2 separate regions of the Homo sapiens genome follow, and region 1 is linked to region 2. Evidence: chromatin loops called from intact Hi-C (ENCODE). Cell type or tissue: MCF 10A. All regions are shown on one strand. Links, peaks and the distances in the headings refer to the core of each region. The heading gives the core; the rest is flanking DNA. Region 1 has its middle 310 kb from the start of LINC02661. Region 2 has its middle 130 kb from the start of LINC01435.

Evidence for each region. Hi-C counts contacts between places; a loop is a spot of excess contacts. Peaks named below come from ENCODE experiments on the same cell type or tissue, not always from the same donor. Only the 100,000 strongest peaks of a DNase experiment are listed, where the experiment ranks them.
Region 1: it touches region 2 in a loop (26-fold over the local background); 2 of 110 quality-filtered maps call a loop at or near these places.

Annotation. Positions count from the first base shown.
Region 1 is chr10:109,009,330-109,026,469 of GRCh38, forward strand. No RefSeq gene overlaps it. Among named protein-coding and RNA genes, the nearest start is that of LINC02661, 310 kb to the left of the region's middle. In MCF 10A, for the core only: a CTCF peak has its summit at 9,744 (motif pointing left); no DNase peak of the experiment used is centred there.
Region 2 is chr10:108,194,782-108,211,921 of GRCh38, forward strand. No RefSeq gene overlaps it. Among named protein-coding and RNA genes, the nearest start is that of LINC01435, 130 kb to the left of the region's middle. In MCF 10A, for the core only: a CTCF peak has its summit at 9,825; a DNase peak (open chromatin) is centred at 9,830.

The DNA of each region.
Region 1 (17,140 bases), core at 4,947-12,946, 810 kb after region 2:
ATAAATAAATAAAGTAAACGACAACTGGGACCCTCGATTTACCTTATTCATTATATTTTCTCTGCCAGGAATATGTTAGTGTCTTAAAATATGCGGAGTCAGGCTCAGCATCTTCCTCTGCTAAGAAAGAGATTAGGTTTTATTTGTCAAAGGGTACCTGGGACAGTGGGCTGGCTCTGGACAAGGGATGGCAGATACATGCCACCACACCCCCTTCCTACCCATGGCAGACATCACTATACCCACAGGAAACTGTCCTGCTGCCTAGGTGGGAATCCTGCTCAACATAACATTCAGTGATTATCAACTGTAGCTGGCATATAAAATGAATCCTGCTTGTCCTGTCTGGTCTAGGATAAATTTGGCCTCTTACTTCATGTCACAGCAGCACCCTTGCCCATCCTTCTGACATTTCTTTTTTTATTCTGTTTTGTTTTTACATGGATGCCTATTCTGCGATGTTGATAATCCTTGCTTAGATATTAACTGATAAATATTATTTTATGTGTTTACCATCTATGCTGTTCAGATTGTATACTAAAGATACATGAGGGGAGGCATTCAAATGTGCAATCAATATAGATGTAGATGCATTACATTTTCTTTAGCAGATGAAATATGAAAGGATCTTTTTTTCTTATTTGCACAAAGGTTAGCAGTGAGATAGTTTGAACATATAAGTGATTAACTGGTAATGACATTTTACTAGAAGTGGTTCTACAAGTTTAGAGCTATGTATACTTTCAACAGCATCCAGACCAACTCGCTGTTTATAAATATAGAAACTAAGTCCCCAAATTGGTAAGTAGTTTTGTGTAGAATGGAACAATGAATTGGAGCCAGAACAAGAAATCAAGTCTACTTGAATAGAATTTCGTGGCCTTTCTACTATATAGTGATCTTCCAACAGGGGTCTGATCCAGAAAATAACAAGATATATATTTTTTAATATGTACTTAGCAAAAATTTGTAACTGGAATGACAGACAGGAAGGTTTACATTTTGTGTCAAGAAGCCAGTCTTAGAAAACATCACTAAACAACCTCACAGCCCCTTTTGCCCGGAAAGAGAAATTCATGAGTCCAGGCTGTTGGTAGGTGAGAGGAGAAAGCTGCACCCAGGAAATAAGGCTCCATAAGTCAGTTGTGGGTATTGTAAATTCTGAGAGAATAGGACTAAAAAAAAAAAAAAGAAAAAAAAACCCACTAAGTCATTAAGAAGCCTTTTCAAATGTGTTAGAAAAAAAGATGAAATTAAAAAAAAAAAAAGAGGAAAGAAACAGGGTATTACAGGTAAGCCGTGGGCAATTTATGTTCATGACTTAATTAGTTTTATGCTGAATAATATCATTAATGGCTTAATGTGATATAATTAATGCCAAGATTTAGTAATTATACAGTGATTATAATTAAACCCAACAATTAAATTTATGGGCAAAAAATGAGATAAAGGAAGTAAGATGCATGCTTCATCAATGAAAATATTCCTTAATGAATAAAGAATCAAATACTTCAAAAATGATGTTGTTTGTAGAAAGTCTTCACACAGTTACTTCTCACCTCACAATTCATGCATATAAATTTTTATGTACACCTGGCATGGTGGCTCACGCCTGTAATCCCAGCACTTTGGGTGGCCGACGCCTGTGGATCACCTGATGTCAGGAGTTTGAGACCAGCCTGGCCAACGTGGTGAAACGCCATCTCTACTAAAATAGAAAAATTAGCTGGGCATGGTGGCGTGTGCCTGTAATCCCAGCTATTCGAGAGGCTGAGGCAAGAGAATTGCTTGAACCTGGGAGGTGGAGGTTGCAGTGAGCCGAGTTCCTGCCACTGCTCTTCAGCCTGGGAGACAAAGCGAGACTCCATCTCAAAAAAAAACTTCATGTACAGCAAGTAAACACAGAAATGAGCACTGAATCTGTCTAACCCCATTATGTAGTCAATGCATCCAAATAATGAATTTGTTTCATAGTTTGTGAATTTTATATTAATGGCTACCACCTTGTGATCAGGCACACATTTATCATGTACACATTTCTTAAATCATTAGATCCTCCCAAAAAATCGGTGGGATGTATTATATTCCCTTGTATTATTTCTAGAGATAGGTAAGGAAACTGATACTCAAAGGGCCTGTGGTACTTGGTCAAGATCTCAGCAGGCAGTGGTGGAGTCAGAATTTGAAACTTGGTGACTGTCATGCAAAAGTCTTCTCTTTTCTAAGCACCCCAGTTCCTTCCCTTATTGCCCCAGCCTCAGTGTTCCTGTATTTACAAGGCTTTTCTAATTTGCCTTCTAGATTCTCAGAGATATCTTAGTAAACTACAGATGGCTTTAAACTGTTGACTCTAGACCACACTCTCAAACCAGAGTCTGCTAATGCCTAGCATCTCAGGATCTGAAGCTGTGGAGGGGGAGTACAGGGTGGGGTGTGGCTGGGGCAGGAAGTAGAATGATGGAACAGTTTGGGGGTGACACAGGAACAAAGGACTCTGCCTGTACTTTGATTGATTTGTTTCTTCTGTCATGATGGGTATAACTTTGTGTTAGAATTCTTCAGAGAAATGGAACCCATGGTATATATTTATATATGTGAGTGTGTGTGTGTGTGTGTGTGTGTGTATATGTATATGTATATGTGTATATATGTATACGTATATACACACATATATACACATATATGTGTATATATGTGTATATGTATATGTATATATACTTATATGTGTATATATACATATATACATATATGTATATATGTGTGTATATGTGTGTATATATGTGTGTGTATATATATACATATATACATATATACACACACTCATATATATACACACAAATATACATATATACATATATACACATATATAAATATACACACACACATATGTTTATGTATATGTTTATGTATATATGTAGACAGAGAGATTTATTTATTACAAGGTATTAGCTCATATGATTATAAAGACTGAGAAGTGCCACAATTGATCAACCACCTGGAATCTGCAAGCTGGAGACCCAGGAAACCCAGGGGTGTAGGTCCAGAGTCCAGAGGCCTGAGAACCAGGGGAGCTGATGATGTAAATTCCAGTCTGAATCCAAGGGGAGGAGGAGGCCTATGTCCCAGTTTCTCAGTTCACAGTAAATTATCCCCTCCTCTGCATTTTTGTTCTATTCAGGTCCTCAATGGATCAGAAGATGCCAGCAACATTGGGGAAGGCAAGCTGCTGTACTCAGTCCTGGGACCCAAACACGAATCTCATTCAGAAACATTCTCCCAGACAAAGCCAGAGATAATGTTTAGCCAAATATCCTGGCACCCCATGACCTGGTTAAGTTAACACAAATTAACCGTTACACATGTGCACATACCTCTATGGCTAACAGTCTTCTGCCCCAGTTCTTAGAAATAGATTCTGCCCTTTCATAAGAACTGTCTTCTCCAAAGCTACATGTGCTCACTACTTTTGTCTATTTTAATTTACACAAAGGGAAATCCTTGGCCCTTCATATATTCTGGATTGTTTATTGCTTGTTTATATTTGGAGGGATATTTTTTCAGGGTTTTTAGAAAATTCCAGGACGAATTTTCTCATTGTATCTCGGACACAAAAGAAGTCTGACACCCTGGAGACGCAAGCCAGTTAAATAAACCATACTGTTGCTGTCTTCCCAGTGTCCTCTGATATCTACTGCCATTCAACTTTAAGAGAGGAGAGGGCTGGGCGCGGTGGCTCACGCCTGTAATCCCAGCACTTTGGGAGACCGAGGTGGGCAGATCATGAGGTCAGGAGATCAAGACCATCCTGGCTAACACGGTGAAACCCCATCTCTACTAAAAATACAAAAAAAAAAAATTAGCTGGGCGTGGTGGCGGGCGACTGTGGTCCCAGCTACTCGGAGAGCCTGAGGCAGGAGAATGGCGTGAATCTGGGAGGCGGAGCTTGCAGTGAGCTGAGATCGCGCCACTGCACTCCAGCCTGGGCGAAAGAGCAAGACTCCGCCTCAAAAAAAAAAATAAATAAATAAAGGAGAGAGGCTGCAACTGCAATGTACCCAATCAAAGCCCGGCCACTCAAGCAGAGAACACAGAGACTCTGGAAGATCAAGCAGAGTGGGAAGCAGGCTTGGAATGCCAAATACCTATATGGAGGAGAGTAGACGGGTATTTCAGTTACATCAGGAGATGGATTTGTTCCTAAAACTGCACCACAATGAAGGTTTAGCTGGCAGCTATAATATTCCATATGTTCCCTGTTGAGAAAGAGCCATCCCAGGTTAAGAGTTTAGTAAGCCAGAGAGAGTTTTCCTCTTCAATAATCCAAAGTTTTGAGTCAGGCGCAAGTCAGTAATGCTTTACTACCCAGGGTGAACACATACAATGACACTAGGAATATAGAAAGGCCAAAATGAGAACTAGAGACAAAGACAGCAGGAAGTTCATCAGAGAAACAGCACAAAAGAGCAAATAGCTCATTGTGATGATTTGCGCCAGGTTGACTGAATTTGCTTTTAAATGAAGAATCGTTAAAACTGCCACTTAGAGAGAAAACAAGGTGACAATATAAGATCTTTGCAATCTTCTTAAATATGTGGGTTCATAAGAATGTGTCTGCAGAGGGTTTGATAACTGAGTACTCCTTTGAGAGACTTTGAGTTTTTTGGTTTGTTTGTTTGTTTGTTTTCCCGAGACAGAGTCTTGCTTTGTTGCCCAGGCTGGAGTGCACTGGTGCGATCTCGGCTCACTGCAACTTCTGCCTCTTGGGTTCAAGCAATTCTCCTGCCTCAGCCTTCCAAGTAGCTAGGATTATCAGCATACACCACCACACCTGGCTAATTTTTGTATTTTCAGTAGAGACGAGGTTTCACCATGTTGGCCAGCTGGTCTCGAACTCCTGACCTCAGGTGATCCAACCACTTCGGCCTCCCAAAGTGCTGGGATTACAGGCGTGAGCCACCGTGCCTGGCTGGGATTTTTAATAAAAATTCTTCCTAAAATTTTGTAAGGAAACTTATAAGATATTAAAAAGAAGAAAAGTACCAAGTTGTGTGGAAGTCACCAAATCACGTAGTGCTAACTGACATCAGCAACATGGAAAGATGAGCTAAGAATATTCACACATCCCCATTTCATTTCCCAACTACCCTTTCTGTTCAATACCTCAGAAAGCTACAAAATGGAAAAATGCACATTTAGCTTCCCTAGTAGATTTGGAGAGGTCGATGTGATATAGTCCTGGCCAATAGTACATATAAGAATTGTGCAGTTTCTGCTTCTTGCCCTTACTCATCCTTGCTGGAATATATGATGCCTGGAGACACACTAGCCATTGGGAACCATGAGGTGACAACCATGAAGATAAGAAGCCAAAAAACTAAGGATGACAGAGTGGGCCAGAGAAAGGCCCCTGATGGCATCACTGAGCAGCTGTACTAGGTTTGGACTGCTGACATCTGAAATCCCTCTTAGTTGAGAAAAATAATATTTTAAATGTTTAAGTCACTTTAGGAACAATGACGATGTTTGTTCCTTGCAGCCAAGAAGATTCCTAACCAATATGACATTTAAAATGTTATTAATGTCCTCCAACATTAAGATGATTATTTTTTTCCCAGAAGAGGGCTGTTAATTGGTTTTAACTAGGAAGAAGCCTACTTCTTTTTTTATTCTAAATAAAAATACACCTCCCTCTTTTGCTCTTTATTTTCTTATGAGTTGACTTATTAGGGCTGTACTGGCCCCACCTCTAAAAGAAACTCAAAAGTGTAAGGACCCTGGCACTTCTTAAAATAAAATAAAATTCCAATCTTAAAAGGCTGATCAGGGAGGGAGAATCCTCACCCAGTGGCAGAGATGAGAGGAGGGAGATTCCTTAGGGATTAGGACAATCTTATGTGTAGGATGTGCATGAATCAGATTTCAGCGTTTAATCCATCATCCTTCTCTGAGTAGAGATCCTCCCTCATTAAGGGGCCTTGTGAACTTAAGTTTAATTTCACAAAGAATGCAGATGAGCTTCTTTATGTAAATCTGTAAGAATCTGAGAAGTGAAAACCCAAACTCCTGTTTAGATGCAGAGAGTCCAAGATACCTATATAAACTTCTAAGAGGAATTATAAAACTAAATATAAAAGAACAAGGGGCACAATAAAAAATTTTGTTCTAATCCTTCTAACTGGAAATGAAAAAGAGCCCAGAATCTGGCACAAAAAAACAAGATCCATTTTTTCCAGAGCAGAGGGGGCTTTGTAAGAACGTCCCCACCTGTAAGGCTCTGCCAATGCGACGTAGAAGCCCCTTGAAAACAGTATTTTAGGCCGGGAGCGGTAGCTCACGCCTGTAATCCCAGCACTTTGGGAGGCCGAGACAGGCGGATCACGAGGTCAGGAGATCGAGACCATCCTGGCTAACACGGTGAAACCCCGTCTCTACTAAAAATACAAAAAAAATTAGCCGGGCGTAGTGGTGGGTGCCTGTAGTCCCAGCTACTCGGGAGGCTGAGGCAGGAGAACGGTGTGAACCCAGGAGGAGGAGCTTGCAGTGAGCCGAGATGGCGCCACTGCACTCCAGCCTGGGCGACTGAGCCAGACGCCATCTCAAAAAAAAAAAAAAAAAAAAAAAAGGAAACAGTATTTCCACCTCTCTCCAATTCCAAGCCTGCATGGCTCCCTCAATATGGCTTATATTCATGAAATAGTTGTTATTAAAGATGATGCAAAAGGAATAAAACATTAGCTTATTTATTTTGATTCTCCCAACAAGAAAAACTGATAGCCTGATAATTATAAGGAAAAAGGAAAAAAAAGTTGTTTTTTTTTAAAAAGCATTTTTTCACATATTTCATATAAACAAATCTCAGTCATAAAATGAAATATAAATCTTTTATGTGCATGACCAATAGTTGGATGCAAATAACTGCATTCTGAAGCGAGATAATTTCATCCTTCAACCATACTGCTGAATAGAGAAATTGCAAATATTAACTTTCTGTGACAAACATTAACAATTTCATAAAGAAGGAATAGATTAATATTTTATCAAAAATGAGCTGAATATTTTCTTCCACTATTTCTTCAGCTAAGCAGAAATGTTGTCTGAGTTGAGAATCAGCCTAAAACAGATGCTTTGTTATGCACATCTCATTTTTTTAAATATGACTAATGTTATTCATTGTATAGAAGCTACTGAAGTTCCCACTGAAATAAGATTGATTTTGAATTTCTCTCAAGAAACTTCCTCTTTTATCAGTATTAATAAAATCGCTGTGCCTTAAATAATTCAATTTCCGTTTATTTTCCACCTGGAGAGCTTTAGAAACTTAAAAAAATCCACTAATTTTAGAAAACATAAGCATTGTTCCATTGGATAGTTTTTTTTTTCCTACTGTAGTTTTGTAAAATACATATTCTAAAAAAGGACTCAAGGACAAGGAAGCATTATAGTGTCTTCAAACAAATCCTTTTTGAGGAATAGAGAGTAATGACTTAAAGAATTTTGTGGAGGGTTCTGTCTGCAAATTGCAGCTAAAGTTGAACATGACTCTGGAAATAATTTTAGTCTCTGCTGGAAATTGGAAAATACAAGATTTTCTTACTTCCTATGCTCATCAGAATAAAGCATCTCTACAAACTACATTCTTAATCTTTTCTTATAATATGGCTGTATTGCTTTTATACGACATTAATAAATGATTTACCTTGCCACAAATAGAAGCTTAATGCAATGCTATTCCATTCATTCAATCTTTCATCAAACATTTATTAAGCATCTTCTGGCCAGGCACGGGGGTAATCCCAGTGCTTTGGGAGGCAGAGGTGGGCAAATCACAAGGTCAGGAGTTCGAGACCAACCTGGCCAACAGTGTTGGTGAAACCCCATCTCTACTAAAAATACAAAAAATTAGCCAGTCGTGGTGGCGGGTGCCTGTAATCCCAGCTACTAGGGAGGCTGAGGCAGGAGAATCACTTGAACCCGGGAGGCGGAGGTTGCGGTGAGCTGAGACTGTGCCGCAGCACTCCAGCCTGGGCAACAGAGCGAGACTCCATCTCAAAAATAAAAGAAAAAAAAAGTTCTCCAAATGTAGATTATTGACCACGAAGCATACTTCTTCCTGACAAATAGCTACATAAACAATAACTTAAACCCTACTATAATCTTTCCTGTATTTTGTGTGTGTGTGTGTGTGTGTGTTTGTGTGTGTGTGTGTGTGTATTATACAATACCCGCCTGTGTGATATAAAACAAATTTCATTATATGCAGAGGATGTTATTCAGCAAGTAACACAACCTCTTTGGACTTCATTTTCACCCATGTAAAATGAGAGAAACAAACTTAGAGTGTTGTGATGATTAGAGTTAATTTACTTTAAGTTTCTGTCATCTACTGGGTAGGCTGTCACAAAATTCTATCCTTATCTGTAAGTAAGAAATGTCTGACTTAAATTCTGTTGCTGATCTATGGAGCTGGGTGGGAGAAGGTTAACCTTTATTGTATATTCATTGCATTGAATGTCTTGGAACAAGTTCCTCTGTAAGAAATCCTTCTATAATCTCAAACTCAGAAATGAGTCCAATTATTCCATTCATTATCAAACATGAATATGCCTCCATCCAAGACTGATCCTTTTAGTAATACACTCAAGTAAAATGTTATATACTGATCTTCCTTGGGGAAGGGTGTAGAGTTTCAAACTACCAAGTGATTTTTAGCATTTGGTCTTGATTTCTCACAATGTCTTAATGACAGAAGGAGAATGACAGAAGGGGAAAAAATGTTTCTTTTCTTTTGTTGTTTCATTAGAAGCAAGTAATACCATGAAAAAATGTTTCAAATCTTCCTCTTAAATATTTACCAAAACACCTACATGATTGATGTTCTCTGAACGTCTCTGAATGTATCTGAATGTCTGAATGTATCTCTGAAATGATTAACTGCTACTTCTCAGGAATTCACAGATGGGCTCAGAAGGTGATGATGGGTGCATGAGACAAATTCTAAAAATGAATACATAGATATTATCCCATGAACACAGAAAATATATTTTGATAATAAGTGATATTTTATGTACCACTTATAAGTTCCAGGTGTCCCAAACAGAAACTGATATAATGCATAAACTTATTTGGAGGAATATATAGTTCATACGACAGCATTTGGTTGATTTATTAAGGCACCTAGGTAAAGTCACATGCAAATTCTTGTCAAGAAAGGAAACACCATAATCTTTAAGACCATCACTTAGAAATAAAAATAAATTATATAAGGGATGCTATTTGGGCAAAGGGTTAAGGCTATAAATTTGAATATGTGGCTAATATTTCTTAAATTATTTTTCTCTAGGCACAACTGTAATGCCTTCTGCATTGAGACATGTCTACAATAAACATGGTCCAACTGGATTACCAACTGCACCATAGACACAGTACCTGAATTAAATAGCAGAAGATAAGAGACTTGAATATTTGTAGCCTTTGAACATATTCTTCTGAGATAGGACATTCTTTGTTCCCTAAACTTGTATGGGACATTAGAGTTTCCTACCCAGTATGTCCCAGTGCTCAAACTATTTTTTATTATCTTCAGAGTTTTTCTTTCTGTCTTAATTAAAAGAGTAGTTTTTACAGAGCTACAGAATAAATAAAACTCTGACGTATTTTCACATTCACACGTTGAACATTTCATGTACGTTTGACAGTTCAATATTAAACCTAAATTCCCTTCCCCCACCATAAATTATGAAGCATATATTGCCATCTAGCGTCCTTCTGAAATGACACTTCTGCCAAGATTATGAAATAAAACATGTTCAGCCAGACAAAGGAGATGTAAAACTTTTGCAAGGGGATATCTTGGATTTGTATGTTTCAAAAATATTTTTGCTGAAACTCACAGAATGATCCAACGAAAGTGTCGTAAGATCAGTGTCTTCATCATCTCACTGAAAGATAGAGAGTTCCAGATTTGGTTACTTAGGAAGCATAGTGATGTCAACTATGATTCAGGTGCTTCTCTTTCCACTCAAATCTTGAGCACGTTGGCTTAAATCCTCAGGCTAACGCCCTCATAATCACCAAATGCTGCTACTCCTCCATGTATCATATTTTTGCCTAATCATACCTGAGGGAAGAAAGTGGGCAATCCCCTTGTATATGTCTTTGCCAGACAGTCTTCCATCCTCACAATTGTACCTTTTCCCTTAGGTCTGACTGCATGGATTAGATCACTGTTTATGCCCTAAAGCCAAGGAAATCTGAGCAAGCAAATGCACAATCTGGAATTTTCCATCTATCATAAGCGCTTATTAAAGAAGAAGTAGAGGTTAATCACCCATGTTGGAAAGAGTAAAAATGACAAAAGAGAGAAAGAAACAGTTTCAAGTGGCCTAGGTAATGAGCTTTACTTTTCGTATTTCAACATTCCATAGAAAGGGTCCTGGACATATTACTGAGATGTGTACACTGGGGAAAGGGTGCGTACTGAGAAAAAGAGAAAGGTACAAAATGAGATAGACCTAGAAGGATCCCCACAAAAGCATTTCTATGATGGAATATTGCATTTGGCCAAGAATAAAAAAAATGATCCTGAAACATTCAAAGGACATGAATTACTGGGACTCTGCAAAAGGCCAAGTGAACTGCAACATGAGAGTCCATGCAGTGTCCATTTCTCATGGGTATGCCTGATTTAATACACAGAAAACTCAGCAGTGAAAGAGACCTTGGATGCAGCTCACAATCTGCATGGCAACTTGGCAGGTACCAGGAAGTTCTGAATTCCTAATCTTGCACTGTGTGTCCTACATGTAAGACACACAAAAAAGGGGCTTTGGCACTGGCATTCAGATGGTCAGTCTATACATGTGAAAATTGAGGCCTGAAGAAATCAACAGGGTTTCTGTCAAAGATTAGCATTAGCGGCCAGGCACAGTGGCTCACGCCTGTAATCCCAGTAATTTGGGAGGCCGAGGCAGGTGGATCACCTGAGGTCAGGAGTTCAAGACCAGCCTGGGCAACATGGTGAAACACCATCTCTACTAAAAATACAAAAAAAGTAGCTGGGCATGGTGGCACGTGCCTATATTCACAGCTACTTGGGAGGTTGAGGCAGGAGAATCGCTTGAACCTGGGAGGTGGAGGTTGCAGTGAGCCGAGATTGTGCCATTGCACTCCAGGCTGGGTGACAGAGCAAGACTCTGTCTCAAAAAAAAAAAAAAGATTAGCATTAGCTTATTTTTCAAAAGTAGTTGTTCTGTATTTCTGTATTCATGCATTTAGTGTTTTATTCCAATGACTGAAAGTAGTGTTTATCTAAATTTCTTCTATTTACACTATGCTCTGGGGACTGGAAATGTCTTGGGATAGTTTAGAATTTGAAAAGGTACTCAGACATATTTTGACATAAAACAATCACATAATCATACAGTATCATTCTGAATGAAAACAGTGGTAACAAACACCAATTCTCTTATGTGATATAGAACAAAACTTCAGCCTTGAGAAAGGCATTAACTCATCCAGTGTCCCTTGGTGATAAAATAGAGCTGCTGGGTTTAAAATTTAGGTATTTTAATTCCAATCCAGCACTCTGTTCACTACGTTGTCTCCAAAATTGTACAGGATATTTGTTAAGAGTTTGGGATTTGGAGACAGACTTGCATATGAATACTCAGTCTGCCACTCAGTGTCTGTTGATTTAAAATGACAAATTTAATGTCTCTGAGATGTGGGTCCATCATCTGTCAAATATGAATGTAAATAAAAACTATCTTGTAGGAAATTTGAGAAAATAAAATGCAGTCTCTATAATATGGCATTGGAAGCCCACGCGTATGGTGCTTCCAAATGTTAACGTTAGTCATTAGCTCTGTCAGGACTCTATTTTCAGGAGTTGTGTGTGGCCCTTGGGGATTCTATGGGAATTTAGGGCCTATCTAATTTAATCCATAACCATTATACCGAAGTCCTGTGGCTCAGTGTAAAAGTATGATTATGTAGCCCAACCGTGTGGATGCCTATATTAGTGGTGCCATTTTTTATTTTTACAGATTGCAAAAGTAACTTCGAGCAAGTGATTTAACCTCTCTTTGCCTCAGATTCTGGAACTCTCAAATGAGTATTATAAAAGTATCTATTCCATAGGGTTTTTGCAGGGATTACATGAGTTAATAATGTATAGAGTTTAGAACAGTGCTTGGCAAGTGGTAGGTTCTATATAAGTACTATTTTTGCTTTTTGTAGTTAATATTATAATCAATTATGAAACTATCTCATTGGCATCTTCACCCTAATTCCAGAATGGACATTCTAAATTGCAATTTCTATTAAAACAAAACAAAGCAAAACACTCAAACCTTCATGGATGAGCAACTCTTTTTAGTTCTAGGAGCCTCCAGTCCCTACAATGGCACACACTGTGTAATAGGGGAATGGTAGCACGGCACGGTCTGTCCTGGGAAGCCTCCTCAACAACCTGCGATCCTCTGCCCACAAGCACTGTTGATCTCAGCTGTATCAGACACATCATTGCTTTGGTTCCTCCTTCATACACAGCAGCCCTGGATCAGACAAGTGTCCAGATTCCAGAAAGCCTAGATATCAGCTGAGGAAGTACAAACTATTCTAAGACAGAAAGAAACATCTGTAGTCGTCAGCTGGTTCATTTAAATACACAATAAAGTATCCCAGAAAGACTTGTAGTGAGGCTTAACCTTGAAGAATTAGAAACTTTAAACTATTCCACATTAGAGGGTAGGAAAAAATACTGCCCACCTTTTCTTACAAGCCACACTGGGCGTGGTGGCTCAGATCTGTAATCCCAGCACTTTGGGAGGCCGAGGCAGGTGAATCACTTGAGGTCTGAAGTTCAAGACCAGCTGGCTCAACATGGTAAAACCCTGTCTCTACTAAAAATACAAAAATTAGCTGGGCGTGGTGGCACACATCTGTAATCCCAGGTACTCTGGAGGCTGAGGCAGGAGAATCGCTTGAACCTGGGAGGCAGAGGTTGCAGTCAGCCGAGATCGTGCCACTGCACTCCAGTCTAGGCAAGAGAGAAAGACTCTGCCAAAAAAACAAACAAAGAAACAAAAAGAAAACACCACACTAGCAAGACTTTATGTCTGAAGTGCTCATTTTCTCACTTTAAAACAATGCATAAAATCCATTATAAGCTGATTATACTTCTACATTAAGAAATGAGGCACCACTATAATTTTTTTCCAAGTTCTTCTCTGCCTAAAGGTCAGTGTGGTCAGGGGTGGTATTAGATAGTGAACCTCAGATGACAGAAGTCATACTTGGCATCCTGAGTTACAGCTGCCAGATGAGTGCAAACATGCTTCCATCTGTAGACGCTGACATTTCCCATCCTGCTGTAGAATTTTCATATCTAGGTTATTGTGAAATGAAAGTTGAGTCCCTCTTGATTTTCAGGCCTTTGAAACTAAAACTACCAGAAGACTCTTTCTTCTTTCTTTTTTTAATGGACAAACTTGGCCCACTTCCTGTTTTCTTTTAAATAAAGTTTTGTTGAAACATATTCACATTCATTTGCTAATGACTGCTTCTACAACAGCAGAACTGAATAGCTGTGACAGAGACTATCTAGCATGAAAACACTAAAATACCTGTTCACTTAAGAAAAGAGTTTACTAGCCCCTGTTTTAAAAAGGCTAGCATGCCTTTCATCCAAAAGTTCCAGTTCTAGGAATATATATTAAGGGATAGAAGTAAAATATAAATTCTAGACATATACACTAAGTGGGTAAGTGAAAAAGAAGGATATAGACAGTGAGATGTTTATTGCCATGCTGTACACAACAGCAAAATATTTGAAATAAATCTAAAGTGCATCAAAAATAAATTATAAATATTAATACATATAAGATGTATAAGGTACATAAAAATAGTGAATGTTATAAAACTGTTTATTGCCATGCTGTACACAACAGCAAAATATTTGAAATAAATCTAAAGTGCATCAAAAATAAATTATAAATATTAATACATATAAGATGTATAAGGTACATAAAAATAGTGAATGTTATAAAACTGTTGAAAAGGATAAGATATACCTATTCAGTTTGACACAGAAATAGATGAGCAACAATGATAATAATAATCACACTTTTATTCAGTGATTAACATGGGCCAGATACTGTATTAATCCTTTTTTATCTACTATTATCTTCAATTCATAGAAGAAAATATTGAGGTTTGGAAAGAGTGTATTGTTGTTCAAATCACACAACTGACAAATGACAAAGCTGACATCTGAACCAAGATTCGCCTCTTTGCTCAACTTCAAAGGAAGAGGCAGAGAAAGAGAGAAGAAGCCAGTGCACACTAGCTGTTAACAGATTGCAGGTCAAAAAAGAAGCACTGGACACTTCAATTTACTCTCTATTGCTATAAAAAATGGCTTAAATACTTAAACATAAGACCTAACACCATAAAAACCCTAGAAGAAAATCTAGGCAATACCATTCAGGACATAGGCATGGGCAAAACTTTATGACTAAAACTCCAAAAGCAATGGCAACAAAAGCCAAAATTGACAAATGGGATCTAATTAAAATAAAGAGCTTCTGCACAGCAAAAGAAACTACCATCAGAGTGAACAGACAACCTATAGGATGGGAGAAAATTTTTGCAATTTATCTATCTGACAAAGGGCTAATATCCAGAATCTACAAAGAACTTAAATTTACAAGTAAAAAACAACCCCATCTAAAAGTGGGTGAAGGATATGAACAGACACTTCTCAAAAGAAGACATTTATGCAGCCAACAAACATGAAAAAAAGCTAATCATCACTGGTCATTAGAGAAATGCAAATCAAAACCACAATGAGATACCATCTCACGCCAGTTAGAATGGCCATGATTAAAAAGTCAGGAAACAACAGATACTGGAGAGGATGTGGAGAAATAGGAACGCTTTTACAATGTTGCTGGGAATGCAAATTATTTCAACCGTTGTGGAAGACGGTGTGGTGATTCCTCAAGGATCTAGACCCAGAAATACCATTTAACCCAGCAATCCCATTACTGGGTATATACCCAGAGAATTATAAATCATTCTACTATAAAGACACATGTGCACATATGTTTATTGCGGCACTGTTCACAATGGCAAAGACTTGGAACCAAACAAAATGCCCATCAATGATAGACTAGATAAAGAAAACGTGGCACATATACACCATGGAATACTATGCAGCCACAAAAAAAGGATGAGTTCATGTCTTTGCAAGGACATGGAAGAAGCTGGAAACCATCATTCTAAGCAAACCAACACAAGAACAGAAAACCAAACACCGCATGTTCTCACGCATAAGTCGGAGTTGAACAATAAGAACACATGGATGCAGGGAGGGAACATCACACATTGGGGCCTGTCAGGGGGTGGGGGGCAAGGGGAGGGAGAGCATTAGGAGAAATACCTAATGTAGATGACGGGTTGATGGGTGTGACAAACCACCATAGCACGTGTATACCTATGTAACAACCCTACACATTCTGCACATGTACCCCAGAATTTAAAGTATGATTTAAAAAAAGAACACTTCCCCCCCGAACCAATTGAGAGTAAGTTGCTGAACTGATATCCCCTTACTCATACATACAGCCATCTTATTCCAATAAACAAAAAATATATGATTTTCTGCATAATTACAAACAATGATCACCATTAAAGCCATAAATTAATGTTGATGCATTACTGCCATATAGTACTCAGATATCAATGCTCCCAATAATGACTTTATGACAAAAGGATCCCGTTCAGAATCATTCGTCATATTTTATCGTCATGTCTGTTTAGTCTTCTTCATTTTTGGAACATTTCCTTTCTTTCTTTGACTTCCATAACTTTGACACTTTTGATAATTGCAGGCCAGATATTTTGTAAAATATATATCCCTTGTGGGTCTGCCTGCTGTTCCCTCATGATTAGATTATATGCATGTTTGGTTCTTTGTCCTTTCCCTTTAATCTTATCATGCAGTGGATGATTTCAATTTGTCCCATTACTGATAATGTTCACTTCCTCATTACAAATGATGATGTTGATTAAGTAGTGCTTCTCCACTCTGAAGTTCCTCTTTTTTTCTTAAGTATTTTGTTTCAGAAGGGTCACTTTCAAACTATTCAAAGATTCTTTTCCTCTTCAAATTTACTTATTTATTCATTTATTTAAACATGGTTAGACTGATGGTTTCCTATTTTATTCAATGGGTTATAATGTGTTACTAGTATTACTTATTTTGATGCTCAAATTATGCTCAATTTGGCACAGAGAACTTCTCCTAACTGGCTTCTGTGTCTTTTTGATACATTCCATCATTATTTATTTATTTACTTTCTGGCACACACGCACAAAAATATTCCTGGTTCCCATAGTGAAAAATGTATTTAGAAGATAAGATACGGGCAGAAGGAGTGCTCCTATTTTTAAAAACACTTTACTGAGGTATGATTGACATATAAAAACCTGTACATTTCAATGCTTACAACTTGATGACTTTAGAAATGTGTAAACTCATAAAATCATCCCTACAATCTATGTCATAAACCTATCCATCACCTCTAAAAGTTTCCTATTCTTTTTTAATTATTATTATTTATGTGTGTATTTGTGTACTTGTGTGTAATAAGAACACTCAATGTAAGATCTTACTGCTATAACTGCTCTGAGGCCCTTTCAATTAATAGAGCAAACAAATAAAGGAAACCAAACAACACACATACTGCTATGGTTTAAATATAGTGCCTTCTGTAAAACTCGTGTTGAAACCTAACCACCAAGATGAAGGTATTGGAAGGCAGGGCCTCTGGGAAGTGAATGGGTAAAGAAAGACCCACCCTCATGAATAGAATAATGTTGCTATGAAAAGGGCTTGCAGGACCTAGTCCATTTTTCTCCATTCATCTGCCCTGTGTGGACACAGCAAGGCCCTCACCATCCCCTCCCACTTGATCTTTGGCTTCTCAGTCTTCAGAACTGTGAGAAATACATTACTATTTTTTTTAATTACTTAGTCTGTGCTATCTTGGTACAGTAGCACAAATGAACTAAGAAACACACACACCCTTCCTTGAAGTCATACTGATACTTCAAATTCCAATCTACCAAAACTGAA
Region 2 (17,140 bases), core at 4,889-12,888:
CTCTTGGAGTCAAGATTTCAATCGGCACCAAGTCCTTTATACATGGACAACCACCAGAGGCTGGCTGTAACTGCAGCAGGTGTTTACTGAGTGCTTACAAGTTGTGCACACTGTGCTAAGTGCTATGTGGTTGCTATCTTAATCTCTCAACAACCAGTGGAAGAGGAAACTAAGGCTTAGGGAAACTGAGGATCTTGCCGAAGGTGACATCACAGGGAAATCAAGGAGACTGGTTTCAAATGCAGTTAACATAACTTTCAGCCATTGTGCATAAGTGGAGCCTATGCTGTGGGTATAGGCATTTCCCCACAAAATATATCCGGGGGAAATGTGTAGACAGAGAAAGAGGAAGAGGGAAACTATTCAAAGATTCAAACAGGGCAAAGCACTCCTTTACTACCACTTTCTTTGATTCTAGAAGGTACTAAGACCTGACTCTGTTGTTCCCTTACTTAGAGCACTTCAAAAATGCTCCTTATATTGTAAACACATTGCTGTTTTGGGTGCCATGTTAGTGCTTAAAAAATATGAATTAACTATTCATCATGGCCCCTAAACACTGGTCAAATAATTTAGTAGCCCTAAAAGCAATGAAAGAAACCATCATTGCTTCCAAACCTCCCAGAAACTGGGCTGTGGTGGTCTGGGTGAGATGGCATCTTGGTCTTTGCTGTGACACATTTAAGAGTGGTTATCAGGAGAAATTTTAAACTGATCCTCATACTTTGGTTTTATAAGTTAAAATCACAATGAGATGCAGATATTATCTGTTTCAAGGAACTTTCCCTTCTCTTTCTCATCCCAACCCACAGCTCAGAAGCCACAGGTAATTCCAGGCTTCTTATTTTTTTTGTTAGCTTTCATAATAAGGAATCTATAAAGATGGAAAGTGTTAAGAAATCCAGAATTTAACACAACTTTTAAATTAAAGTAAATCAAAATCAATTAAAGATGCCTCTCAGTTATAGGCTATTTTATTTTAGGTGTTTATAATTTTCCTAAACATTCTAATGACTCAACATTATTTTGTATCTTGCCAACACGAATGTGCATATTGGCATAAATATAAAAAATGAGTGAATGTAACACAGGAGTTCAATAACAAAGGTAAAGAGAGAGAAAGCATGAAAGTGTGAGGTCAGGCACAGACATGGACGGAGACAAATGTAGACAGATGAATATCACATGCTTGCTTGATTTTCTTCCCTCTTGTCCTACTTTCCTACCTCCTAGGGGAGTTTTGTTTTTGCTGATTTGGTTTGTTCTTTTCCTGCACATACTTTATAATTAATCACTTTCCCAAGCATCCTCATCTTGGTGTCTGCTCCTTGACCCCTACTCCAAAATAATAATCCTTTTCCAGATATCTTTTACTCCCTATCTCATTCATTGATTTTCCTGACAGTGATTCTTTAATATTCCAAATGAACTACTTGCACTGAAGTTCTTGTCTAGGCACACTTACATGTAACCCAACTAAGAAATATGTGACAAACAAACTGAGATAACTGTCTCCAAGCTGGTGTGCCATTTTCTGTAATTCATCAATATTCATGCTTACGTTCTCCAACGACAATTCCTTTTAATGATTTAGATGGTGGTTCCTGACTCACTGACTCCAAATCTCACAAGCGTGATGGCAGAACCCCACATTTACTTGGTTAGAATTGGTAAAATCAAGAATATCCTTTTAACTTGATGTTTGGGCTACTTTATGAAATATTTGTTTTCTTATTTAGATTTCATTCTAGTTTATATGACATCAATTCTTACTTGAAAACATCCACCTGTAACTGAAATGATTGAAGTTTGATGAAAAACATATTGACTGGCTGAGGAAACTATATGACAATTATATATTGCTATAGAGAAATGAGACAAGTCCAATAGCCACATCTTGAGAACCCACTATGTGCCAATAGCTGAACCCTTCCTGTGGACACATCTAAGACTCGTTGGCACATACTGGGATTTTGATCATTACACGAGGGCTAACGTATCTTGAGGCAGGAGCAGCTAGCTCTCTCTTCCCTTTGACAGAGTTGTGTATTTATAGCTGGGTTCATTGGCTCACACCTGTAATCCTACCACTAAGAGTTGTTATTCTTTTCATTATTATTATTATCTTATCAATCTGTTTTAAGCATTTATTTTAAAATGGTAAACTGTTTTAATTTATTAACAACCATTATAACAAACTCAGAAATTTTATTTTCTACCTCTCTTCATTTCATGTTCAGGTTCCCCAGAGATAGCCATTGTTTACTCAATAAGCTATTTTATCACATAACTATTTAAAATGGAATTTCTCTTCATACCATTTGTCCTTCCAAGCTTCAAGACAAGAAATGTTGCATTGGGAGACATTGTCTCTTTCTCCTCAGCTTGACTAAATTTTAGACATGTTTGTTTTTGACTATAGACTCCGTTCTCTCTTTTTAAAAACGCTTTTAGAGCACTTACTTTATAAAACTTGCAAATGTAAATTCTTAGTCTTTGTTCAAATCTCTTTGAGATTTTAAATCTTCTCCCAGACCCTATGCAGTTTTAAAACCAAGAAATATCTTTCTCAAGGGCTTGGTAGCCATTCTTCTGAAATATAATGATTAAGGAAGACAGGGTCCTGTTTTTCACTCTCTGTAAGAAGGTAGGAAACTACCTTTGACAAACACCAATTAACAAACACATTGACCAACCTTCCCTCTAAAGTCCTCCAGCCCTTTTCTACTAGCTCATCCCACTGCTTAAGAACCCTCCTACCTTTTGTTTTATCAAAGTTGTGCTTAGTCTCTCTTCTCTACTGAAATAGTCATAATCACTCCACAACCTATGCATGTAATAACATGAGCCACATGTACCATCACAATGTATCCCATAAATATATACGATTATTATTTGTTAAGTAAAACATAAATCTTAAAAAAGTAAAAATAAACCCTTCCTTGCCTGTTTACCTGTGTCTGGTGCATATTTCCCTTCGACTATATCCACCTTTATTTTGTTGTAATACCTTAAACCAGTGAATGTAGAGGGAGAGAGGACACATCAATGGTACACAGGACAGTGTCTGGAACAAACAAATGCACTGTGTCAGGTCACAATTTCTTCCCTGGGGCATTGATGGAACAGCTTTAGGCAAATATGACAAGCAAACCCTGTACAGCCCTCCCACCCCTCTTATGGTAGTTGGCTCCTCTCTAGCCTGCTCACAATCCCTATCTGGTCATGGTCCTTTTATTTCTTTCTTAGTTCCATATTCTCCCTCCCTCTCAGACTTTTTTTCTTTATCCTAATCGGAATTTAGATTTTTCACATGAAGGAGAAAATTATCAATCGTAACTAGGCCAAAAGACCATAGAGGGTTTGGAATCTCAGTTTTGCTTTGAATCCTGACTCTACCATTTTAATAAGGATGACCTTAATGAACTTATTGGATCTTTCTAAGCTTGAGTTATATATTTTCCAAAATGAGAATAATATTACCTAGCTTACATGACCACTGTGAGAGAAGTGTAAGGTATTTAAAGCAGCCAAAGGATACTGAACAAACAAAATAACTGAAACACAAGTGTGAAATAAATAAGTTACCTTCCCCTATAATGAAAACCAGTTGTTGAAAAGAAACAAAGAAGAAACATTGAAAGACAGCAACAACTTCAGTTATTATAACACCAATCTCGGCCATTCAAATACTGTCTCTCCTTCCCAGCAGTGACACTGATTTGCTGTGAAAATCTTCCATTTTTTGATTGTTGGTTTACTCGAGAAAATCCTCTTCTGTCTAGTAATGGACGTTAGTAGTCATTAATGGGCTCTACTCTCAACAGGGTACAAGAAGAAGTTAATTTATGCCTGTGGCGGGTTCTGGGATTGTCCTACTAAAGAGATCCAAGATGCTTTCAAATGAAAAGCAACAAAGAACAGAAGTTAAGGTCCCAGATTTCTTCCAGAAAAGCAGACAACTCCTACCCTCAAGCTAGGCTTGCAAGAATTCTTTTTTGTCGGGATCTTAGAAGTTTAATATTTTATGAGGGAGCTATTGATATTGATGTTGAGGACATGGTAGGACTTTACTTCTCCCTCAAAGGATAATTAGCTGTATCCATCACAGTTTCACAGGTAGGGATAATTCACTGCACCACTACTGCGCCACTGTGATATCTTCATGCTGGGCTATAAATGATTACTTCAGCATGCATTTAGTCATTTGGAAATTTAAATATCTACTGTAGACTCTGAGACTGCTCTAAAATCAAATTCCAGAAAAGAGCAGTAAAGAGAATAAAAAAAGATGAATTTTTGCTATAGTTCCTCTAGAAAGGGTTAATCTTAGGGGAGCATAAAAGAATGTTTTCCAAAACAGACTGGCTGTCGGATAGTAGATAAATAATTACTTTCAGTCACATACTAGAGGTTTTTTTTTTTCTCTCTCTCTTCATCTTCAGGCTCCTGTATTTTCTCTGCACAATGTTGTGTGCCTCATAGAGTGTGACACAGAGTCATCTGCTCTCAGAGCCCAGATGCTCTGAAGGTAAACTCTGTGCGCCCAGTGCCTGGGCTCATAGACAAATAACAGCCTAGGGACAGTCCTGCAGCTATCCCGTTCCCAGAGTGCCCAGATGACATTTGTACTTGACCAAAGTTCTAGAAAAAAACTTTTGCTGTCTCCAAGTATCCTGAAGTAGAGCCAAGACTTCTCAGTAGTTGAGTAGTTGAAGGAAACTTGGCTTATTCTACTTTCCATAAATGCCAGTATATAGAAATTAATTAACTAATCATCTAGACAGGCTTACAAAATTGTGGTATACTTTACATGTTCACAGTTTACAAATAATACTTTTACACATACACACACATCAAAAATCGAAATACAATTGTCCTATTCAAAAGATAATTTCAGAACCAATACAAAATATCATCTTACCATTCAGCATTGACAGTGTGCTTTAGTAATGACATATAAGCTTAAAATTGAATAATGAACATTTTAAAATCAAATTCAATTAAGCTATCACTGCAATTAAATGTGTATTTTTATTTGGATTTATAACAATCCTAAAATAATTTGAGATTCTTTAGATGACACTTTGCCCCATAAGAAGCTTTGGAAATATTATCTGACTCCTTAAAATAACTGTTACCATTTTAAAGAACAATTATTTGATTTAGCTCTGGGCCCCCAACAATAAAACCTTAACTCTTTATGCATATGAATCATTAGCTTTCTCTTATCTGTCTCGGTACTGCTATCATCTGCCAATTATACATCACAAATATGTCATTGTTAAAACAGACCTAACAATTACACAGAAAATAGACTTCATTTTCAGAAGGCATCATTCTCACTACTCTTCTAAGAGATTTATACATATGAGTCTTGACCCTCAATTTAGTGCAGGTCTGATGGGCAAAAATATGCAGTTCCATGTCCATGGTGACCCAATTACAATATGTTGTGTATTTTAAATGCTTGACTGGGATGTGAAAAGAATGAATTATGTTCTATAATAAATAGCATAAGCTCTAAAGCTAGAAAAACACAAATTCAAATCCCTAGAACAAATTACTTAACGTATCTAGGCCACTGCTGGATTAGAATAGTGTAATAATAACATATTATTTTAGGTTTTCTTTAAGATTTATATATAAAGTACTAGTAAAATACCAAGTATACAATCCTATTAATACATAATGAGATTACAGTCAAATTGTGATTTTTCAGAGGTTGCTTAATAGCAGTTAAAATGAAACAATTGTTATTAATAGTCACTGTATTTACAGAAACACAAAATATTAGAAATTAATTAAACTATTTCTAGATTGGATGACAACTCTTCTTTGAAATATGACATTCAGTCTAAGATCAGCAGATCCCTGTATTACCTCATGCAGCAAGTGTTACTTTGGGGAAAATATACCTGTAAAATCAGCATAGTTAATGATCAGATTGTGATGTACAACATGTCATGTTCCAGACATTGGATAAGGATGACAACTTGGTATAGTCTTTTGGGGGAGATAATGACTGTTAGAGTGAGGGAGAAGGAATTATTGACTAAAACAAGATGCCCTGAGTAGCAGACTGCTAGCTATTCAGGGAAAATCCTTAAAAAAAAATTCTGGGTACAAAGCTAGACTGCATTTCCCATATCTGCTTGCAGTAGGTGCGACCATGTGACTTAGTTCTAGCCAATAAACAAAAGCAGAAAGCCCCACTTTTAGATTTGATTAATAGACATACCCCCATGATTCTCTCCATGTTCTTTCTGCTATGCCATGACCAAACGTACATGAAGATTATACTGCAAGGGATAGAGAGATCACATGATGAAAGCTTCTGAATTCCTGAATCACCACAACGAGGAAAGTTATCAGCTGACCAGAAACACATGCCTTGGACTATTATGTAAGCAAAATACATAAATAATAACTCTTCTGCTGTGGTTGTGCCACTTTCCAAGTTAAGATCTCTTTGTTGCTATTGTTGGCCTGCATTAAAAATACAGCCGAGTGTTGTGCTTGGCCATTTAGACCACCCACTAGACTGCAGACACCTGAGAGAAACTTGAGGGGTGCTTTGTTATAGCAGCCCTAAGAAACAACATATTTTATAACAAAAGATATTTAAAACATCAGTTCTGGTGGCTAGCAGTTCAAAATCAAGATGTTGGCTAGGCCATGCCCCTGTGAAAACTCTAGGAGAATCCTTACTTACTTCTTCCCAGGAAGCTTTGGTATCCCTTGGCTTGAGCCTTCCTATAAGTCCAATCTCTGTTCATTGTCAATGGTGTTCTTCCTGTGTTTCTGTGTTTACATGGTCATCTTCATATAAGAATACAATTCATATTGGATTAAGGGCTCACTTTGTTCCAGGATGACATTATCTTAACTCATTACATCTGCAACGACCCTTTTTCCAAATCAGGTCACATTCTAAGACACTAGGAGTTAGGGCTTCAACTTAACATTTGTGTGTGTGTATGTGTGTGTCTGTGTGTGTGAGTGTGTGTGTTACAATTTAGTCTATAATAGTTAGTATTAAGAATTAGTAAAACATACTTTTGTATCATTATCTCACAAGGTGTCCCAAATGGCTCTTCTCTATACTCTTTCCGAATGTTAAGACCCAATGCCAGGTCTCTCTCGTTCAGCAGATTTCTCTAATGCTCTAAAACACAAAATTTGCTCCCTTCTAGGAAATCCGGTGTTATTGAAAATCTAAACCTTTAGCCTTTGTTGCCATTGGTGGCTAGTGATACCATGTCAAGATTAGCACAGAAAAGCATAACCACTGTAATCACTGGGATACACGGATCACACATACACACACACACACTCACATGCACACACACATATGGTTTAAAATTAGCTATTGATCTTAAGTAGTGGTGGGAGCTTATTAAACAGTCTTTTTGAGGTGGCCATTTCTGGGGCAGGTATTAGAAACTAAAATCTAAAGGGGCAGGTAGACAAAAGTTGAATGGTGCAAACAATGGCAAAGTGGAATCTGCAAGGTTGTTCTGGTACCCATGGTAAACAGGAACTGGGGTCAGTCTCTCATTGCCTCTAAGCTTCCACCTTCTATGACACAGGTGTACTGGAGGAGAAAGTGATGCATTTCATCATGAAACTAAATATCTACTTGACCCAGAAACTGAAAAGTTGAAGGCGGGCATCCAATAGCGGTCGTTGATCTACAGCCCTATATCAACCAGGTGGGATAACAGGTGACCGACGCCATACTCGAGCTTCAAAAGTACCTGTGTACTACTCTCAGCCGTCTGAATCTAAATACAAAAGGTGACTCCTGGTTCTCTTTGTCTTCCCAATCTATTACAAGATTTCTCCTGTACTCTGCCACATGTACAACAAATATCCAGAAAAGAGAATTCTGGAAACCACAGTTCAAGCCTAATTAAGTTGATGTAATACAAATCTACCACGCTAATGATCTTTTAATGATTTAAAGTACAGCTGCTTTCTTTCTTTGTTGATTTATTATTTAATTGAATGAATACTCATTACTCACATTATTTCTTTAATAATCTGTAATATGTATGAATTCAGCTGGAATTAATAAGACATGGTCCCTTGAGTCATACAACTTCTAGTCCATCAAAGAAACAGATGTACAATCATATAACTAGCACACAATTTAATTATGTTGTTAATAAATGCTTTTATAATGGTATATACAAAGTGGTATAGAAGCTTAGAGAAAACGGTGACCAACACTGTCCTGAGGTAATAAGGAAAGTTTCACAAGGAAAATATTTTTGTTTGCCTGCATTGATACAAAAGAGTCATCTTCAAGCTCTGAGATTCTTTCCTCAGCTTGGTGAATTCTGTTGTCAATATTTCTAATTATGAAATTCCTATAGTGAACTTTTCATTTCCAGAAGTTCAGTTTGGTTCTTTTTTAAAATGGCTGTGTCATCTTTCAACGTTTAGATCATTGTGTCCTCTTCATTGGATTCAGTTTCAACCTTCTTCTGTATCTTGTTGAGCTTGCTTGTCATCCAGATTCCGAATTTTATGTCTCACGTTTCAGCCATTTCAACGTGGTAAGAACTATTGCTAAAGAGCTTGTATGATCACTTGGAGATAAGAAGACACTCTGGCTTTTAGAGTTGCCAAAGTTCTTGTATGGGTTTTTTCTTATCTGTGAGGACAGATGATCCTTTATCCTTTGATGTTACTGTCCTTTGGATATGGCTTTTTGCTTTTATGTTCTTTTTTTGCCCTTGAGTTTTGACTGTGGTACGAGATAAGCATAGTCAAATGGCTTTGTTTCTGGTTGCTTTCACAGACCCAAGGCTCATCTTGGCACTCCTGGGTTATGTGCTCTAACACGGGGGTGCCGGGACAAGGCCCACAGCTTTGTTCCCTTGAGGTTGAAAACTGGCTATTGTGGGGGAGCACCAATGTGCTCCCAGACCACTGGCAACAGCACTCTGCTGAGGGTTGTGGATGAAAGTGCTCTGGTAGGGTGGCAATGAGGTCATAGGTGAAAGTGCTCCAGTGGGTCATCAGCAAAATTGCTTCAGTGAGGCAGCGGGGGTCACCAGTGAAAGTTGTATAATGGTGGCCACTGGCAAAAGCACTCTGGGAGGGCAGCTGAGGCTGCACTGTGAGCCAGTGTGGCCAGACAGGGACTCAGAGAAGCTGGTGACAGGGGGATGTGCAGATTAGACGTGCTCTGGTCCTGCAAGAAACAGCCCTGCTCTGTCCATGTCCACCAGTGAACAAAGGCCAGAACTATCTGGAGGAGTATGGAGAGCCTTGATGGGCGCCTATAGCTGTGTTCCACTGCAGCTGTCCCCGTGCCAAACCACCTGGGCTCCAGGTGGATTTGAGCTCTGTCTGTCTGCTCTCTGGGCCATTTCCCTGCCAACTCAAATGTCTGTGGGGGTTATGGGGGCTCCTGCAGCTAGGATTCTGGAAGTCCATGGTGGGAAGGGACCACTCTGCATTTATTTCACTCAGCTCTTCTTTAGGAGCCATTCAAGCCTAGAGATTTTGTTTTGTTTTGTTTTAGCTCTGAAAGTCTTTTGTGCTGGGAAACCCCTCAGTCCTGGGCAAACCTGAATGTTTAAGAACATTCTTCCTTCTCTGAGTGAAAAACCTAAATTGTATTCTTTAAGGAAATTTTTACAAAAAGGATTATATATTCTAAAGATCCTTGCTCCATGGGGAAAAGGGCACCTTTTTAAGATGCAAATAAAATCAGCTTTTTGTTTTGGAGACTTTCTCGACTACTTTCACTGAGAATTGAAGCTGCCTTATTTGGTGTCTCCAGAATCCCAGACCTGGCCAAGGGAAGAGCGCCCTCTATGAGTAGAGCTATGCCTATGCAGGCCATAAAGCTAAAGTAGACCTGTCCAAGTATAGCTTTTTCTACTGTGAGCATTCTTTTTTTTTTTTTTTTTTTTGTATTATGACTTCATTTACTTTGTAATATAATTTTTAGATACCAATTGGCATTTTTCCTGGGAACATAATTTGGTGACTCAGCCAAGTGTAAATGTAAAAAAGTGTTAATGTGTTAGGAATCAACTTTTTTTTTTTTCTGCAGAAGATTCAAGTAACACGACTCCTTAGCTTACTCATTTAGCACTATCCATTGTCTTCACCCAAAGTTCTCCTATTTGTGGGTCATTATGGAGGTCGTTATCCACAGACTTTCTCTGTGAATATCCAAAGATGCTTTATGCAAGCTACAAAATCACAGTAAAGGATAAGCTGTTTGGGAAATAGAGGGAGACTTTAAACCACAGTGGTGCTTACAACTCAGGCTGAGGGTTCCCGCATATGGTTGTGCATCTGGCTTTGAGGCTGGCAGAGTTGGAATCTAGTCTGCGGTCTCCTCATCAACACAGCCCCGATGGAGTTGTACCTGGCCAGAGGCGGCATCTTTCTCTAATTCAGATAAAGGTACTACATGGCATTATATAGACTAGACCAGGCCCTGGACCTTTTGTTAAGTTTGCTATATAATTCTAACTTGCAATGTATAATTTAGGATGATTTTTGGTTACAAATAGGGTAGCAGACAAATTAACAAAAACGTGAACTTTTTTACTCAGAAAGGGAATTTGCTGGAATAACAATAGAACTTACCAACAGTTTTGTAACTGGACTTCAGAAATATTAGAACCATCAAGATGCTATCCTCTTTTTATTGTGTTAGCCTTGTTCTTCTATCTTACCTCAGAACAGCTTTCTCCTCATGGCCAAAACACAACTGCCAAGAGCTGCCTAGTTTTATGTCTCACAGATTTAGTCCCAGGGAGAGAGTGATCATATTGTTTTTCCTCTGGAAGACACTCATTGCCCCAGCTTGGGTCAAGTACCCAATCGAACTTAGCTGGAATGAAGTCCCATGAAAATGTTATACCTCTAGAAACAATATAGATGGAGTAGAGGCTGGAGGAGCTGTCTCCTTGGACAAAGAGAAATACCTGTCCCAGAATGTGATCTGAATGTCAATCTGAACAATTAAGTGTCATCTCAACTATGTAAAAAAGGTAAGGCCGTGAATTAATCACAGATTTGAATTTCATTCCCTGCAAAGCAAAGTACAAAAAAATAAGTCAAAGATACATACCCACCCTAAGCCCTCAAAAGTTTCACCCCTCAATTCTAACTTGGATACTTCTTACATTTTATCCTGTTTAAATTCTGCTCGCTCCAAGGCTCAATTTCCTTTAGTAAGACTTCCCCAGTGTCATATTCTTCATTGACTTTTCTCTTCTGTCCATTTCTGAGGTACTGATAGCTTAATTCACACATTACCTCTCTTGATCATGCATTGAGCCAATTATTAATACATGACTATTAATTAGCAACAATCACCTACCTTCTATTTTCTGCATGGTGAACCAGTGCTAGGTGTACTCTCTGTAAACATGTTTAAGAATGGATTCTGGGAGACTATAACTTGGCATTGCTTTTGCAAAGAAGATTGGCTAGACTCACAGTAAGTCTAACAGATGAGTGCCAGGGAAACTTACTGTATTACTCAGAGTTCTCCGGAGAAACAGAACCAGTAGAAGATAAATAAATAGATAGATAGATAATAGTGAGAATTGGTTCACTCAATTATGGAGGCTAAGAAGTCCCATGATATGCCATCTACAAGCTTGAGAGCCAGGGAAGTTCATGGTATAACTCAGTCTGAGTCCAAAGGTCTGAGATCCTGGGAAGCTACTGTAATAAGTCCCAGAGCATAAGCTGGAGAACCTGGAGTTCTGATGGCCAAGGGCAGGACAAAATGGATGTCTCAGCTCCAGAAGAGAGGATGAACCCTCTTTTCCTCACCCTTTTTGTTCTATGTGGGCCTTCAATGGATTGGATAATGCCCACCCTCCAGCCCCCCAACAGTGGTGAAGTCAGATCTTCTTTACTCAGTCTACTGACTTAAATGTTAATCTTTTCTGAAAATACTCTTACAGACCTACCCAGAATCAGTTTCACCAACTATCTGGATATTCCTTAACCCAGCCAAGTTGATACCTAAAATTAACCACCACACTATTTTGGACTCACTGAAGTATATGCTATGGAATGACCTCAGGCTGGAAGCTGAGACACAGGTGTGGGTAACATAAGACATACGTCTCTGCCCCTCCCCCACCATAAATTGCTATAAATGAGTGGACTGAAAAGACCATTATTCTGTCTCTTCAATTTTCTACTTATGGTAACTTTTTAGGTAAAGAGGAAGTTCAGAAAACTTTTAGAAGGGGTACTTTTTGTAATTTCTAGAAGGCAGAGGTGTTTGTGTTTCAACATACATTTCCAGATGTGATGCAAGTCAGTGAATGTGATTAGAATACCAGCTCACTAATTTGAAGTAATTAAATGGAAATCAATTTAAATTGGTGGAAAAACACATTTTGAGCCATATTTAAAAGGCACAATAACTAGAATTTGACAAACAAAATGTTACAGGAAAATGCTCCACAGAGAGAACTTTGTTTAGGGAACTCTTCATGAAGGCTTGCATTAGCATATTTATTGTTAGGGTGTCAACAATGTTCCCAGAGTAATGGAAAACAATATTTTCTCTGAAGTAAAATAATGCATTCTTTTATACTTGTTACATTATTTGCATTTAATTTAACCTCTAAATGGCTTATTCTTTTGTGTAGTATTGTACTTTGCAGTTCAAAAGCATCTTCTCATTTATACCTTGCATGATCTATCAGGTAAATAAAGTAGAATTGCTAGACTTCCTCGAGCAAGAATGTGAGGCTTAAAGATAATTTATGAATTTCCTGAGACTGAAGACGTGTGAGTCATGTGATGGGATCAGAAAGCAATAGACTCCAGTTCATTCTGATACATCAAGTAACCATGGATCTGAATTACACCAATATTAAGACATTGAAGTCTAAATACATTGCATTTTTCTTTAGAGGCAAATGTTGATATACCCATAGGAAAACTGCAGGTTTAAAAATAATCCATCAGCCAGGTGCGGTGACTCATGCATATAATCCCAGCACTTTGGGAGGCTGAGGCGGGCGGATCACAAGGTCAGAAGTTCGAGACCAGACTGGCCAACATAGTGAAACCCCATCTCTACTAAAAATACAAAAACTAGCCTGGCATGGTGGCGTGTGCCTGTTGTTCCAGCTACTCAGGAGGCTGAGGCAGGAGAATCACTTGAACCTGAGAGGCAGAGGTTGTGGTGAGCCAAGATCGCACCACTGCACTCCAGCCTGGGCAACAGAGCGAGACTCTGTCTTAAAAAATAATAATAATTCATCAAATACAAAACTCTCATCACTCCTAGAATAATTCCTCAAGTTGTTAGGGACAATGTGTAGGAGGCATGATAGGCTTGGAGGAAAAACAGTCCCTCCCTGCTGATTCTGGCTGAACTAAATTGTGCTCTAAATTTTATCACATCCTTTTTTGTTGACCGATAACATCTGACTGATAACGGGGTCCCCACATAAATCTCATCTCAAACTATAATGCCTACATGTTGATGGAGGGACCCCGTGGCAGGTGATTGCATCATAGGGGAAGTTTTCTACATGCTGTTCTCATGATAGTGAGTGAGTTTTTACAAGATCTGATGGTTTTATAAGGGGCTCTTTCCTCTTGGTGCTCTCTCTTTTGCTCACTTACATGGGTAAGACATGCCTGCTTCCCCTTCCTCCATGATTGTAAGTTTCTGAGGCCTCTCCAGCCATGCAGAACTGTGAGTAAATTAAACTTGTTTTCTTTATAAATTACCCAGTTTTTGGCTGTTCTTTAGAGCAGTGAGTAAACAAACTAATACATTGACATATTACAATTGGAAAATAATAATGTATCTGGGTCAAGTTAAATATATGTAATCAAATACATATGTGTGTGTCTTTGTGTGTATATATTACATATAAGTTTGTATATATAATCATATCACATATTATGTATAGTGTCATATATGTAAAATATACTATTTGCATTATAAATACACAGTCACTTATATTTACTTAAATACATTAATGATATTTTTTTCCTTCTCCATCTAATGAAAGCAGATAATTGGACTTAATGATATTTTGAGGTTGCATTCAGTATCCTCTATCTTTTCTCTCTGTCTGTACTCCTCCGGCAGAGATGTGTTTATAGCGGAAATTGGATTTACTGTTTGCATAAACCAATATCTTTAGCTGGTGGCTGTGCAGGTCCAATTAACTCCTCTAACAATACAACTGAAATGAGGTTATTGGATTATGTTGGTAGGCAATTAAAGTTGATTGGATCAAATACTCCTTGTAAACTTATTTAAAATTAAGAAAATATATCTAAAAATACTGCATAGAATGCTGAGACATCTTGGAGAAAATTGGAAGATTTATTCATTTATCTTATATGAGGCAATGCAGCATATGGCCCCTAATTTATGCTGAGATTTTTTTCAATTTTTTTTTGGAGATTTAATTGACAAATATCATATATATTAAAGGTGTACAATATAACGATTTGATATACATATACATTGTGTAATAATTTCCACAATCAAATTAACACATCCATCACCACTCGCGTTTTATCTTAAATACCCACAACTTATTTATCTTATATATGAAAGTTTGTACCTTTTGACCAACTTCCCCCCAATCCCCCTACCTCCTAGCCCTAGTGGTTGCTTTTCAACTCTCTGCTTCTGTAGGTTTGACTTTTTTAGAGTCCACATATAAGTGAGATCATACAATATTTATCTTTTGGTCTCTGGCTTACTTCATTTAGCAAAATGTCTTCCAGGTTCATCCATGTTGTTGCAAATGGCAAGATTTTCTTACATTTTATGGCTGAATAACATTTTGTGTGTGTGTATGTGTGTGTGCATATCACATATTCCTTACCAATTCATCCATCAATCATAGCTGAATAATATTCCCTGTGTGTGTGTCTAGGTATGTCTGTGTGTGTGTTTATATCTCACATTTTCTTTATCCATTCATCCATCTGTTATGGTTGAATAATATTCTGTGTGTGTGTGTGTGTGTGTGAGAGAGAGAGAGAGAGAGAATTGGTGTGTATATATCTCACATCTTCTTTATCCATTCATCCAACACTTAAATTGTTTCAACATCTGCATCTTATCTCTTGTGACTGATGTTTCAATGAACATGAGAGTGGAGATATCTTTTTGAGATACTAATTTATTTCCTTGGGGTACATACCCAGAAGTAGAATGGCTGAATCATATGATAATTTTATTTTTAATATTTAGGAACCTCTATATGCTTTTCATAATGACTATATCAATTTACGCTCCTACCAACAGTGTACAAACATTCCCTTCTCTTCACAACCTCACCAATACTTGTTATATCTTGTCTTTTTGATACTAGCCATCCTAATAAGTGTGAGGTGATGATCGATTATTGTTTTGCTTTGTATTTCTCTCATGATTAGTGATTTTGAACATCTCTTCATATACTCATTGTGGATTTGTACGTTTTCTTTGGAAAAATGTCTATTCCACTCCTTTGCCCATTTAAAATCTGATTTTTATTATTATTATTTTTTGCTATTGAGTTCTGTTAATCACTTACATATTTTTTGGATTTTAACTCCTTATCAGATATATGATTAGGCAAATATTCTTTCCCATTCCACAGGTTGACATTTTAATTTGTTGCTTGTTTCCTTTGCTGTGCAGAAGCTTTTTAGTTTGACACAATTCAAATTATTATTTTTTAAATTTTGTTGCCTGTACTTTTGGTATCATATCCAAAAAAACTATTGGCAAAATTAGTGTCACAAAATAAAGGCCATATATGATAAGCTGACAGCATACTAAATGGGAAAAAGCTAAAAGCTTTTCCTCTAAGATCAGGAAGAAGACAAGGATGTTTACTTTTGCCATTTTTATATAACACAGTTCTGGAAGTCCTAGTCAGAGAGATAAGGCAAGAAAAAAAAATCATTCAAATTGCAAAGGAAGAAATTAAATGTCTCCATTTACAGACAACATAATCTTATATATAGAAAATACTAAAGACTCCATTAAAAGTCTGTTAGAAATACTAAACAAATTCAGTAAAGTTGTAGAATACAAACTCAATATACATTTAAAAATCAGGGTTTTCTTTACACTTACAATGAGCTATCCAAAAATGAAATTTTTGGCCAGATACATGGCATATGCCTCTAATCCCAGCACTTTGAATTTTAGATTTTTTTTTTCTAATCAGTGAAGAATGATGGTGGTATTTTGATGGAAATTGTGTTGAAATTGTAGATTTTTTTTGGCAGTATGGTCATTTTCGCAATATTAATTCTACCCATCCATGAGCATGGGATGTGTTTCTATTTTTTTATGTCATGTATTATTTCTTTCAGCAATGTTTTGTAGTTTTCCTGGTAGAGGTCTTTCCTCTCTTTGGTAAGGTATATTCCCAAGTATTTTATTTTTTTGCAGCTATTGAAAAAGGGGTTGAGTTCTTGATTTGATTCTCAGCTTGGTCACTGTTGGTGTATAGAAAAGCTACTAATTCTTGTACATTAATTTTGTATCCAGAAACTTTGCTGAATTCTTTTGTCAGTTCTAGGAGCTTTCTGTAGTAGTCTTTAGATCATATCAAATAGCCAACAGTGTTTGGAGGCCATTGATTTCTTTCTCTTGTCTGATTGCTCTGGCTAGTACTTCCAGTACTATGTTGAAAAGGAGTGGTGAGACTGGGCATCCTTGTCTTGTTCCAGTTTTCAGAGGGAATGCTTTCAACTTTTCCCCATTCAGTATTATGTTCGTTGTAAGTTTGTCATAGATGGCATTTATTATATTGAGGTATGTCCCTTGTATGATGATTTTGCTGAGAGTTTTAATCATAAAAGGATGCTGGATTTTGTCAAATGCTTTTTTTGCTTCTATTGAGATGATCATATGATTTTTGTTGTTAATTCTGTTTATGCAGCATATTACATTTATTTACTTGCATATATTAAACCATCCCTGCATGCCTGATATAAAACCCACTTGATCATGGTGGATTATCTTTTTGATATGTAGTTGGATTTGGTTTGCTAGTATTTTGTTAAGGATTTTAGCATCTATGTTCATCAGGGATATTGGTCTGTAGTTTTCCTTTTTTGGGTATGCCCTTTCCTGGTTTTGGTATTAGAGTGATAC